Linked DNA regions of Homo sapiens: region 2 is linked to region 1. Evidence: read pairs that join two places in POLR2A ChIA-PET (ENCODE). Cell type or tissue: OCI-LY7. All regions are shown on one strand.

Evidence for each region. ChIA-PET counts read pairs that join two places held together with the same protein. Peaks named below come from ENCODE experiments on the same cell type or tissue, not always from the same donor. Only the 100,000 strongest peaks of a DNase experiment are listed, where the experiment ranks them.
Region 2: POLR2A ChIA-PET joins it to region 1 with 17 read pairs; 3 of 35 experiments call an interaction of 5 or more read pairs at or near these places.

Annotation. Positions count from the first base shown.
Region 1 is chr14:89,308,485-89,310,984 of GRCh38, reverse strand. The region is part of intron 3 of FOXN3 (forkhead box N3); the gene reads left to right. Among named protein-coding and RNA genes, the nearest start is that of FOXN3-AS3, 41 kb to the left of the region's middle. RefSeq lists enhancers at 1,092-1,592, 1,975-2,024, 1,593-2,093, 2,155-2,500. In OCI-LY7, no CTCF peak of the experiment used is centred here; DNase peaks (open chromatin) are centred at 685, 1,094 and 2,194; H3K4me3 peaks cover 2,463 bases; H3K27ac peaks cover 2,500 bases.
Region 2 is chr14:89,613,446-89,615,945 of GRCh38, reverse strand. It overlaps a transcript of FOXN3 not described here. Among named protein-coding and RNA genes, the nearest start is that of FOXN3-AS2, 38 kb to the right of the region's middle. RefSeq lists an enhancer at 1,313-1,402. In OCI-LY7, no CTCF peak of the experiment used is centred here; a DNase peak (open chromatin) is centred at 1,365.

The DNA.
Region 1 (2,500 bases):
ACAGGTGTGCTCTGCCACGCCCGGCTAATTTTGTATTTTTAGTAGAGATGGGGTTTCTCCATATTGGTCAGGCTTGTCTCAAACTCCTGACCTCAGGTGATCTGCCTGCCTCGGCCTCCCAAAGTGCTGGGATTACAGGTGTGAGCCACAGTGCCTGGCCAAAAGATATAAGGATTTTTCATGTCAACTAGATGCTAACTAAAGGGTTGCCGAGTGTAGAATGCTGATAGGCCGTCCAGCCCCAAATAAGACTAGGTAATAAGGCTCTTTTATAGTAGTTAGTGTGGTATATATGGTGCCCAAATGCTAGCAGGTACTTTTCTTAAGCAGAATCCCTGTTTCTCTTTTCATCCTTGTCTGTAATAATTCCATTTGCATGATGGACCCTTTTGTTAAAGGCAGTGGAAGAGGTAACCTTGAGCTTCGTCTCCATTTGAATTCATTATCAGTGGATTCATTAGTAGTTGTCTTTGCGACTGAGAGAAAGATGACTCAAAGTGGCTTTCGTGCCAATGAAAATCGGGCAGCTTTATCCAACTGGAAAGTCCAGGAGTAGGTCTAACTTTGGACAAAGACATGAAGCTGTGACTTCCTGGCTGCAGGTCAGCCGAGCCGCTCTCTCCATCCTTCAGAATCTCTTCTCTGTGTTGGCTTGGTTCTTAGGCACTCTGTCGCCTCGTGGAGGCAGGATGGCTGCCCGACCCCCTGTGAGTCCCTGCAGGTTCAAGTCCAGTGAAAAAAGAGAAGATCTCCTCCCACAAAATTCAGACCTGACTGCCATTGACCTAAAGCCATATCCCCCTCCCTAAGCTATTCATTGTAGCAGAGGATGGTGTACATTTTTTGACTTGTGGCTGGTATTATGCCCACTCTGCACTAGGGTGCTGGCACCCAGGGGAATTTAGAGAGCCGTTGCTGGAGGGAATGGGTGCTCGCTGGCCAGGAGCATTGGTCACTGTCCCCACCCCCGCATGGGTAGGATGGCACTTAGCGACGTTCTATTTTCACACAGAGAAGAGTTCATACTGTCAGGCTTAGATACAGACCTGTTTTTAGAGATCTGGGCTTGCCCAGTCTTGGTGACTTAAGGCAGCGGAAACTCCTCTTTCAGGTAGGTCTGTGACTGCAGACTGAGAGCCCCAGGCAGCCAACGCCATCGGTCACTCTTGGCAGAGCTTAATTGGGTTTTCATTACTAAGTGAGATTCTTTTTACTGAGTGAGGTGAGGCTCAAGCCTGCCATTTCAGCATTAAACCAGAAAATGGTTCCGTCGCACCCCTGTGGGAATCTGCTGTAGAGGCCGGGCCTTGGCTGGCTGTGGAAGGGTTAAAACGCACACCCAGAGGGCAGAGAGCAGACTCCAGAGACCCCCCTGGGCTAAAGTGCATCTCCCCCTCAGCCTCTGCCTTGGTTTTGCTGTTGCTCCAATGGTTAGTTATACCCAGTTAACGAAGTGTTCAGATTCCTTTTTCTTTGCTTAAAGCACAGACTTTTCTGTGAAATCTGCTTCCCCCATTTTCTTGTTTATAAATTTTTAATTCTAATACCAGAGGCCACCCGTGTCATGGAAACAGCGGTGACCTGGTTTCCAGGTGCCCCTCTGCGCCTGCCCAGTGAGTGACTGTGGGTGAGTCCTGGAACACACCTCCCCTAACCCCAATCTCGTGTTCCGATGGGTAAAGAGAAGTGGTGGCACGTGGCAACTCCTGGAGGCTTGGAAATGGGGTCCTAGAATATTAATCCAAAGTGGCTGCAGGGTGCGCCAAGTCCAGCCATCACACTTAACGGAGGAGAGGCCCTGGAGAGATTGAATGGCCTGTAAGCTGTGATGTTGAAGGGAGACCCTCAAACCTGGTGTATCGTAGTTTGGATTTCTGAATATAAAGAGCATTTAAACTACTACAAGGAAAAATAAAAAAACAAACAAAGAGACAGTTTTATAGTCATCAAGGAAATCCCATACACAGGCCCCAGACCACCGTGCGGCCAGGCCTCAAGGGAACTAGTGCCTGGAACAGGAGACCCCTCAGGCTGCAAGAGCTGTCCCCAGGGGCTTCAGATACCTGTTCCTCTGTCCTCCTCTGCCTGGGTTCCATTAGCCTCTGCAGGAACCAGGCTCCCCTGCTGTGCTTACCTGTCCTTCGCTGCCTCCTTCCATTTGTTCACAGTGTGTTACATCTGCTCAGGCCACAGCTGCTTTCTGGCCTCCTAGCAGCTTCTCCTTTCTCTACCTCCTCCTTAAAGAATCTACTCATTTAATTCTAGTCTTGGGGACTCTGAATGACTCAGCTTCTCTTTTTGAGCCAGGCCAACTAGGCCATAGGTTACTTGAACTCCTATGTTTTGTGTCCAGTTCTGGGGCCAGATTCTGCTTCTTCCCGTAGTATGTGGCCACGGATGTGGGTTCAGGCGTTATAAGGACAGTGTGGGCCAGGAGCTCCCAAAGACCCGCAACTTCACCAGGTATCTTCATTCACAGAATGACACCTTTCCCCAGGTA
Region 2 (2,500 bases), 300 kb before region 1:
ATTTGGTCTTTTTAAAAAGCAGCAAATTTCCCTTATTTTCATCAACTAATTGCATGGGGAGTGGGGAGGAGGAGAGTCCTAACTCTATTTTAATGTTTAATATTCTGCATGTATGTCGTAGAAATATATACTGTAGAAGTTAAATATTTGACAACATGGGATTATGAAATATATGCTAAATCACCCAGATATTTAACTGATTAGGACTTGGTAAAGAAGATTAAGTTTAATGGGACAACTGGTCTCTTTTAGCAAGGATTTCCTGTAGGGAGCTTTCTTATCTGCAAGTGTGTTCATTGGCAGGAAACATGTCAGTTGCTTGTTTTTACAAACTGAAGGAAATGAATGGGATTTGTTGGTTTCTAGAATCTACCTTCATTCTCTATTGTCTTGCAAATAGTTGGCTCAGAACACTTCGTTTCGAAAGGGGCTTTGGAGTGGTACAATTCATTCTCTGCAAACCTGTGGCATTTAGGTTTATTTCTTTCTGATTTTGGAATTAGGAAAATTGATCGTGGTACAACCATGTGCAACTTATTTTCCTAATACAAATGAACAAGATGTTCAATACAATTCCAATTCATTTTCAGTTGTCAGCTAGTTACTCACACACTCACTGAAGCTGCTGTTTTTGGATGGCTATGCCAAATTTCTAATAATTATTCCAGAATACCAACCAAATGCCAGTGTCGATTTTGGATTAGTGTAGAGAGGTAAAGAGAAAGAGGCAGCTTCATTCTTCTCATTGCTTATAACAAAAGGTCCATAAAGAATACACGTTAGGTATATGCCAACCTTGCTGATAGCAAAAAAAAAAAAAAAAAAAAAATCGAAATTGGGGATGGGTTGGCTAAATCCAGTTTATAGTACACATGAGAAAAACAAATTTTAACTTTGAAAGGATTTGCTGTGCAGAAGTCTGGATTAGTTTCTGAATGTTGAAAATGAGTATATTTAATTGCTTCAATTCCTAGATGTTTCAAATTCGGGAAGAGGAGAAAAGGGTAAGCTTCTTTAAAGGAAAATAAATGCATCCGCCTCCATTTGCAGAGAGCAGCCTGGTGAGGGAGGTTAAGAGTGCCTGAGGGAGACGGAACCATTTCTTGCAATGGTTTGCACACATTTTCATAGACATCATTTTTGTTTTCTACTTAGCAACAAATAGAATCTTATGCAAGACCCTAATATATGAGTCAAATAAAAACAGAGCTGCTCTGAGGGAACTAGGAGCCCAGAGCCTGCTATTGTCACCTGGGCTGTGCCCAGGGCACACTCTGGAACCCAGTACCACTGTGTACACAGTTTGCAAATCACTGCTTCTAAAATGTTCTCTAGAGAAGACCTTGGGGAATTGCTTGCAGAGCCCTGGAACCTCTTAGCGAAAGAGAGAACTTTTGCCTTGACAATTTAAGAGGCTGCTTGTGCTCATAGTGAGCAGGAAAAAGGTGGCAATTAGTGACGTAATACAGTGTACCCTAGGAAGCCTACGTACATACAGAAAAAGATGACTGACCACAAGCATGAAAGAGCCCTGGCCCAGTCTATAATGAGAGGGAAGGCATATTTTTAGGGGTTACTTATAAACCAGGGCCCCTTTTATTTATAAATTATAGGAACATCATATGGAGGTGTTTGAGATTAGTTGGTTATAATTTTGCTGGAAATGCATGGCTTTATTCTATTTCCACCTCAAGATCTGTTCTATCACTGTTATTCTATTAGTCAGTGAAAATAATTTCATATGAAGTGTCATTCATGAAATGAAAATTTGCCAAGCTATATAAATCTGCTTGGCAGACTCAGTAGTGTTTTGAGTGTTGAGTAAAATGATAACACACAGATGATATTTGCATATCATCAAATATATTCACATTATCTCCTCAATGATGAGATTGTTCTGAAATGGCAGTATTGAGATCGGGCTCAGTTTTCCCCCTTACATCCCAGAAGCTGTCAGTATTGAGGATTTCTAGGGGTGGCAGGCAGAGGAATCCCCTTCAGTTCCACTCTTGATTTTCACAATCACTAGATTCACCTCTGCCTGGTATGGAGATGAGAAATCAGGAGACTCTTCATTCAGGCAAACCGCAGTAGAACTGTGCTGCTCATGGCCACAGCCAACCTCCCTGCATTGTTTCTCAGAGGGAGTTCAGTTGAGGAGTCTATAGAAGTAGAAAGGACAGACCCCTCTGTACATTCTCCTGTTACTTTCATTGTGCTTGCCATGTTTCTACTACCTGCATGGGGTTAGAGATGACAATTAAAATAATAAGTTTTCCAGGAAGCCAAAGATCTTCCAACAATTTGTGCTGGGAAAAAAAAATTACATATGAAATATTTCCTTTACAAAGATGAAACTAGCATAAGGACCAAATAGTTGGCTGTGGTAACGATGAAATGATCGAAATGATGGTGGTTAACTATTGAATTGTGTTGACTGACGCTTTTCATGTTGAGGCTGTTTAAAGCTATCTCCTTCCTCCTCCCACCTGCATTTCAA